Linked DNA regions of Homo sapiens: region 1 is linked to region 2. A link is an interaction called in ENCODE POLR2A ChIA-PET data of the cell type or tissue named here. Cell type or tissue: B cell. All regions are shown on one strand. Region 1 has its middle 20 kb from the start of ATP13A3-DT. Region 2 overlaps XXYLT1 (xyloside xylosyltransferase 1).

What was found. Peaks named below come from ENCODE experiments on the same cell type or tissue, not always from the same donor. Only the 100,000 strongest peaks of a DNase experiment are listed, where the experiment ranks them.
Region 1: POLR2A ChIA-PET joins it to region 2 with 11 read pairs; 2 of 35 experiments call an interaction of 5 or more read pairs at or near these places.

What each region holds. Positions count from the first base shown.
Region 1 is chr3:194,505,046-194,509,045 of GRCh38, reverse strand. No RefSeq gene overlaps it. Among named protein-coding and RNA genes, the nearest start is that of ATP13A3-DT, 20 kb to the right of the region's middle. In B cell, no CTCF peak of the experiment used is centred here; no DNase peak of the experiment used is centred here.
Region 2 is chr3:195,206,404-195,210,403 of GRCh38, reverse strand. All of the region lies in intron 2 of XXYLT1 (xyloside xylosyltransferase 1), which reads left to right. Among named protein-coding and RNA genes, the nearest start is that of XXYLT1-AS2, 61 kb to the right of the region's middle. RefSeq lists enhancers at 2,653-3,178, 3,179-3,706. In B cell, no CTCF peak of the experiment used is centred here; a DNase peak (open chromatin) is centred at 1,950.

The sequences.
Region 1 (4,000 bases), 700 kb after region 2:
GTGGGTTCACCGTAGCTTCACTCCCACACTCAGAACAAGGTGACACCCACTGGGCCTGCAGCAAAGGTGGGAATCTTAGGAAAACACAGCTGCAGAGGCTTCAGCTGGTGTGTCAATGTTCCTCTGCATCACGTGCTTGTTGTTTTCTGACTTGCTTGGCTCGGAAAGCTTACCTTTGGGGGTTATAAACTTAATCCCAACAGACCTGAATTGATACCTCTTAATTATGTCAGTGATGTAGTAAATCAACACCCTATTAGAAAGTCATTCAACTTCAACTATTAAATATTCAGAAACTTTTTACAAGAGAATTGCAACATGTAAGCCCTCTGGCAGGAAGAGATGTTACTAATCTGTTTTGTGTAGAGAGAAGTGCTGGCTGACACTTTGCAAAACGGAGCTGAGCTGTCAGTTATATGCTCCTTCATATATTTTATCAAACCAAGAGTTTAAGTCCTGCCCTATAAATAACTGTAAAGCATCTAGTGTAACCACTACCCCAACCTTTCCTGCCTAATTCTTTTGCCTCTTCGTGGCTCCTTTTATCGGGACTTAAATTGGAATTATGTCCTAATTTTCAGAGAGAGAATATTCATTCATTCATTCAGCAAGTTTTCAGTATTGTGGCTGGGCGTGGTGTAATCCCAGCACTTTGGGAGGCCAAAGCAGGCTGATCACTTAAGGCCAGGAGTTCAAGGCCAGCCCTGCCAACATGGTGAAACCCCATCTCTAGTAAAAATACAAAAAAATTAGCTGGGTGCGGTGGCGCACGCCTGTGGTCTCAGCTACTCAGGAGGCTGAGGCAGGAGAATCGCTTGAACCTGGGAGGCAGAGGTTGCTTTGAGCCCAGATCGTGCCACTGCACCCCAGCCTAGGTGACAGAGTGAGACTCTGCCTCAAAAAAAAAAAAAAAAAAGAAAAGAGTTTTCGGTATTGAGTACCTTCTCTGTGCCAGGCATTGCTCTAGGCTCTTGGGATATATCAGCAAATAAAACAAAGATCTCTGCCCTGGTGGAGCTTATACTCAAATGGAAAAAACTGACAAATTGTATAGGGTATTAGAAGGTGACACGTGCTATGGGAAAAATAAGCAGCGGAACTGAGTATTGCTGGTGGGGTGGGGGGCGGGGGTGGAGGGAGTTACAGTGTTGAACAGGGCGGTCAGGGTAAATCACATGGAGTAGGTGAGACGTGGGCAGCTTGACGAAGATGGGGCAGTAACCAACCGAGTACTGGGAGGAAGAGCAGCGAGGAGAGGGAGCAGCCAGGACGCAGGCCCTAAGGGGGCACATGCTTGCTGTGTGGGAGCCCTAAGCAGACCACGTGGTGGGCGAGGAGTGAACCTGGGCAGGACAGGAGGAGGGGATGTCAGGAGAAGGAGGTAGGGAGGGAAGCAGATCGTAGTGCTTTGTAGCCTGCAGAAGGATGTTCACTGGTTTTTTTGGGTTCATGTAGGAACTCAAGCGACTGGACCAACAGAACCGGTTCTTTGCAGAAGCAGAGGGGAGACCTGGACTTTGCTTTTCCTGCGGCCATTAAGTTAACTGCCTGACCTTTGACAAAGTCTTGAGAGCTTCGCTTCGGTGCTGAAAACTAGGTTATTCCTAAGGCTCCTTTCAATTTTGAGATCCTATGACTTTAGGGAGTCGCCTCCAACACGTGATTTGAACAGTAGAGAAATATCTTGCAGTCCACATCTCATATGCATCTGCAGCCACCAGACCTAAAATCTCCAGGCAAGCCTCAAGGCTTCGATGCTTCTGGAATCACGAGTCCCCTTTGAAAAGGATTTGCGAAGAACTACAGGACTTCTCTCGAGAGAAATGGAGAGCTACAGGTGCACACAGCAGTTGCTGACATTGTAGGGAGTCCACAGCATCCTTAAAGCACAACCATGGGGCCCCATCTCCCTGCAAGGTGAACCATGAACTACTCATTCAGAATCCCTGCATTAAGGAGGCTTGATCATTTCCCCCAACTTTCCTTTTTTTTTTTTTTTTTTTTTGAGACGGAGTCTTGCTGTCTCAAAAGGAGACAGAGCTGGAGTACAATGCCACAATCTCGGCTCACTGCAACTTCCATTTCCCAGGTTCAAGCAATTCTCTTGCCTCAGCCTCCTGAGTAGGTGGGAGTACAGGTACCTGCCACCACGCCCGGCTAATTTTTGTATTTTTAGTAGAGACAGGGGTTTCACTATGTTGGTCAGGCTGGTCTCAAACTCCTGACCTCAGGTGATCCGCTTGCCTTGGCCTCCCAAAGTGCCGGGATTACAGGTGTGAACCAGCATGCCTGGCTCCCCACAACTTTCTATTATGGAAATGTTTCATACATTCAGAGAAACGGAAGACCAGTACAGCACACTCCTGTACATCTTTCATTTAAATTTTTAAAAATGTTAATATTTTCTCTATATATAATACTTTACCAATATCATCGTTTTGTTGTTGTTGACCCTTTGAAAGTTACAGCAATCATGACACTTTATCCCAAAATATTTTCAGCATGTATCTTTTAAGAATAAGAACAGTTTCCTGTTATACCAGAAAATTAACACTAGTTGACCTAAATATCAAATAGAGAGGCACTCTAAAAAAATAATATTCATCTGGGTATGTATCATTGCAATGGGAATATGCATGCCATAGTGAACTATGTAAAGGTTAAAGAAGACGAAGGTTTTTAAAGGAAAACTGAGGATTATATAATTGTTTTGAGATAATTATCCTTGCCAACAAAGATCAGTAACAAGGGTGACGCCAGTTTGAGGTTGAACAGCCAGTTGTTTTGGCAGATGTCCTCGCAGAAGTATTTTTTTGTGTAAGGCTCCGATGACCTGTGTGCAAGGTTGCAATTTTTGCAGACTTTTGTGATAGTTTTTGTTTTCAGGCACTTATGCACGAGAACTCTCCCTTCATAGCCTTCTCTGGCTCCATTTGTCAGTTTTTTGTTTTGTTTTTAAACACAAGTGACTCCATTTTGATTCTTACAACTCTAACAAACTGACCTCTACACTCATATCCAGCCACATTCAAATTCCCTTCATTCTAAGAATTCCTTCAACATAATTCCTTTTACACATTACCAGGATCCAATCAAGGTTCACATATTACATTTGATTCTGAGGTTTTGCTAGTCTATTTTTTTCTGAAACCATCTCTCCATGGTTTTGTTTTTGATTGTTTATTTTCTTGATAATGATTCTTCAGAAAAGTTCAGACCATTTGTCTTTTTTTTCAATCCTGCTCCTTCAGTAAAGACCATGTCTTATAGAATGTCCTGCTTCTGGATGTGACTGCTAGTGTCCTCTAACTTCTTCCTCTATCGCCTGTATTCCTTGCAAAGGAGAAACTAGATCTAAAAGTAATTTGCGAGCTTTAATTAAAGTACAACATAATCTGGGAAGTAGTAATCCATTTTCTAGATGTTGACTGGATTAAATGCCAATTTAGGCTGTTGGCTCTTTAGAAGACTGTCTTTGGCTTTCTAGGACTCCATCCCCAGGGAGGATCACCTAGGGAGGGATTTGTGGTTATATAGAGACAGGGAGAGAAACAGACCCATTTTCCCTCGCTGTGAAAGGATCAACACTGAATTTGGAATTTAGTCTGGAAGTTGACTATTTTTATTCTCTGGACTTCAATTTCCTCATCTAAAAAATGAAATAACAACAGTTTTATTTTTGATGGATTATTGGGCTCAAATGAGATAACAGATTAGAATTTTTTTTTTAAGCTCTCCATTTCTCTCGAGAGTTCTGTAGTTCTTGGCAAATCTTTTTGTTTGTTTGTTTTTGTTTGTTTTTTTGAGACAGGGTCTGTCACTCTGTCGCCCAGGCTGGAGTGCAGCGTCACAGTCACATCTCACTGCAGCTTCAACCTCCTGGGCTCAGGTGATCCTCCTGCCCCAGCCCCCCGAGTAGCTGGGACTACAGGTGTGCGCCACCATGCCTGGCTAATTTTTGTGTTTTTTTGTAGAGACAAGGGTTTGCCATGTTACACAT
Region 2 (4,000 bases):
CTGCCCACTGTGTTCAGGGCACTGGGGCACGACAGCAGTCCTGCCCTTGGGGAGCTCACCTTCCGGTTGGTGGAGGGACCCCAAGTGAGTGGGTGTCACACAGGGAGCAAGAGGCGAGAGGTCAGCAGAGCAGCGTCCTGTCCTGTCCTGACTTCAGCGGGGTGTGGGGGTTGTTTGCACGGAGAATGCACCAGGTGCTGTCAGTTCTGTCAGGGCACAGAGAGGAAGCTTTGAGGAGGATGAGGAGAGGTTAGCCTTGAAGGCTTGGGGTGAAGGCTGGGGGAGGGGCCGAGCAGGCATTCTGGGCCAGGGTGTGCGGGCGGCCGGGGCCTCAGCCTGGACTGCAGCTGCTGCTGCCCAGATGGTGTCAGATCCCTGTGTGTCCCTCTGGTGTGTTTGCCAAGCCGCCTCTGGGGCTGACTCTGCTGAGCGTCTTCTCTTTGTCCCGAACTTTGTGCACTGTCCCTGGCTGGAGAAGACTCATTTCTGTACTCAAGTCCTGTGTGTAGTTGCTGATGGCCAGGTCCTGCTGGTCAGCCGCCTTGGACGGAGTCTCGGGCCTGCTTTTCCGTTTTCTGTCCCCTTACTCTGGCTTCTGGATAGCCTTTGGAATATTCCGGGCGATAGCTGGGCCTCCAGAGAGAGTGGGCTGCAGGGTGTGGGCCCGGCCTCCCCTTGCCTGGCGGGTTTTCCTGGTCAGCGTTCCTGCTGCTCCCCGGTCATCCCTCCTGTGCTGCAGCCTTTTTCTCTGGTTCAGACCCACACTCTGCCGTCCCACTGCCTGGGCTTGCTGAGCTCTCCGTTCTGGCTTGAAGGCCTCGCCCGAGCCCTGTCACCGGCTCTGCCTGTCAGGAGGGCCCAAGTGTGCGGCTTCGGTGGGGCTGCCTGACACTGACCTCTGGGGTTGTAAAGGTCCCAGAGGGTCCTAAGTCGGGCCTGATGTGGCTGAGATGGCAAGAGCCGGAACGTTTCTGTAAAATCTGAAAGCCCTTGATGGGGCCGAGGGGGTGAGGAGGATTCCCACCCTGTGTGGACAGGAGCACGCAGCAGCGGAGTGACTCCACCACGTGAGTGGGGTCCAGCGGGTGTGGCACTCGATGACAAGACAGTTTGAGAGCGGCTTGTCTCCGGGGACCTGGCGTAGGTCTCCTCTGCCTTAACCCTTGGCTTTTGCACTTCCTCTGTCTGTCCTCCATACAGGCTTCTTGCCCTAGTGAGGACTGGCTTCTTAACAGGGTGAGCCGGTTCCTGTCCTAACCCCACTGGCATCTTACACTCTGGGAGATAGCTTCCCCCTGAGAGGCGAGTGAGCCACGTAAGGGGAGGTGGGCGATGGCTTCCCTTCTGTCTTGGGTTGGGGGAGTCAGGTACAGTATTTTTTCTTTTAAAGCATCATTGATCACATAATAAGGTTTGTCATAGTCCTTAATCACAGACCTGTGAAATTTGGAGAATTCACGGCACCTAGGATGGGAGTGAGCTTCTGATTGTGAGCTGATTTGGGAGCTAACCTCAAGGAAACTCCTCTTGCAAGCCCCCTGCTGGGTGTCGTGGCCCTCGCCCAGTGACCTCCCGGGGACTCTGGACGCTCTTTGTCTGCCCTTCCTTTTCCCTCACCTCGCTCCCCCGTGAGAAAGTGGGACTCATGCAGCTCAGCTCAGTGACAGAGGGTTTATTAGGGGTAGCTCTGGGACCCATCTTTTGGTGATTTCTTCTCTCTCTTTCTCTAATGGAATAATTGTTTCTGTCTACACTTCTTTATTTTCTCCTCTCTACAGCTGCCTTCTAAAAATGTGCTTTTCTGTTCCTGCAGAACTGAAGCTTGCATGGCCTTTGTTGTGACTTTCCCGTCACGAGCGTTGTCTCTTGGTATTTTCCCATAGGCCAGCCTGCAGGTCATACGTTGTTCATTTTTTTTGTTGTGGTTGGTCCAGTCAGCCAGGACCAGAGCAGGTGGGACCATGTGGTGCCACACGCAGCCAGCTGGGCCTCTTCGGCAGGCGTGTGGGCAGTGGGCAGGTGGGCTGACTGCCACTCTCAGATATAGAGCTGACACCGAGACTGGATGCTGTGCTGTGCTAGGCACAGGAGGGGAGGGGAACAGATGTGAGTCAGATGTGCGGTTTGCCCTCACAACTTCACTTTCTAGTTGGGGAATTGGACATTTACATAAATGTACAAACACCTGTCATACAAAAAAGAAAGGAATAGGTGTCATCCAAATACCACCTCTGTTGGGGTATGTGGTGGGCAGCCTCTAACACGGCCCCCGGTCATCCCTGCCTCCTAGGAGTCGTGCCCTGGTGGGTCCCTGTCCCTTGATGTAGGCTGGACTTATTGACATGCTTCTAGTGAATAGAATCTGGCAAAAGTGATGGCCTGTCACTCTGGGACTGTGTTATAAAAGCCTGCTGCTTCTGTCTTGGGCACTTTCTGTCTCTCTCTCTGAGCCTTGCCTGGAGGAATTCAGCTGCCATGATATGAGCTGCCCTGTGGAGAGGCCTGCATGGTGAGGAACTGATGTCTCTGGCCAGCAGCCAGGGAGGATCTGAGGCCCACCAGCAGCCACACGAGTGAGAGGGGAATTGAGTCTTTACATAGTTGAGCCCTAGCCAACCTTGATTGCAGCCCGTGGGCCAGAGGCTAAGCTTGCCTGAATTGTCTCAGATAAATAACATATTTATCTTACAGCTTATTTATTTATCTGTAAGATAAATAAATATTTGTTGTTTGCAGCTGCTAAGTTTTGGGTTAACTTGTTATGCAGCAGTAGGTAACTGATACAAGGGGATCTCAGCACAGAGAGAGCTGTGAAGTGCCAAGGAGGCGGCACCTTTGGCTAAGGAATTTGGGGAAGGCTTTGAGGAGGATGTGGTATTTGAGCAAGGCTATCTTTTTTCCATAGAGTGTACACCTCTTGTACAAGGTAGAACATCTTGCACATAACAGAAGGCCTGTCTGTCGGTCCCACTTTCCAAGGTGAGTAGAATAAAGTCACTGTTTTCCTGTTGCCTGAGAACCTCCAAACCCTCTGTTGAAGAAGGGCAGGGCTGGCTGTTTCCTGGAGCCCTCCTGCCCAGCCAGACGTGTGGCATCTCTGATGTAGCTGAGTCTCCCGGGCCTGGTGGCCTCCATCTGCAGTGCCACCAACTGTGTGTGGGGCTGCTTTGCACACCATATGCTGATTAGGGAGCAACAACATGGGACCTGCAGGCCCGATGCCCCAGGCGCTCCTCAGACCCGCGAGCCATCCCACAGTCTGCCCGGGGCAGCTCCTCACCTGCCCTCGTGGCTCTTCCAGGCTGGCTCAGCCTGTGGTAGAAGGGTCTGAAGACCCAGGTTAAAGCCTTGTTTCTCTCTCTTACTGATGGCGAGGCACTGAACATCCTCCGTGGGCCTTTTTTTTTCCCCCTCCACCTTTTATTATGGAAAATTTCAAATATCCACAGAAGGAGAGAGGAGAGCATAATGAATGCCTGTGTACTCATCACCGGCTTCAGTAGTTACCAACTCATGGCCTGCCCCTTTTCATCTCGACTCCCACCCATCGCCTTCTCCCCCAGAAGCAAATACCAGATCTTATTTTATTTTTAAATATTTTGATAAGTCTCTCTAACAGAAAAGTACTTTTTTTTTTTGAGACGGAGTCTTGCTCTGTCACCCAGGCTGGAGTGCAATGGCCAAATCTTTCACTGCAACCTCTGCCTTCCAGGTTCAAGTGACTCTCCTGCCTCAGCCTCCTGAGTAGCTGGGATTACAGGCACGTGCCACCACGCCCGGCTAATTTTTGTATTTTTAGTAGAGATGGGGTTTCACCATGTTGCTTAGGCTGGTCCTGAACTCCTGACCTCAAGTGATCCTCCCACCGCGACCTCCCAAAGTGCTGGGATTGCAGGTGTGAGCCACCGCAACTGGCTGGAAAGTACTATTTGTATTAAATGCGCTATTTTTATTACATTTAGCAAAACTAACAATAAATAATCACCTTATTGCCATCTAG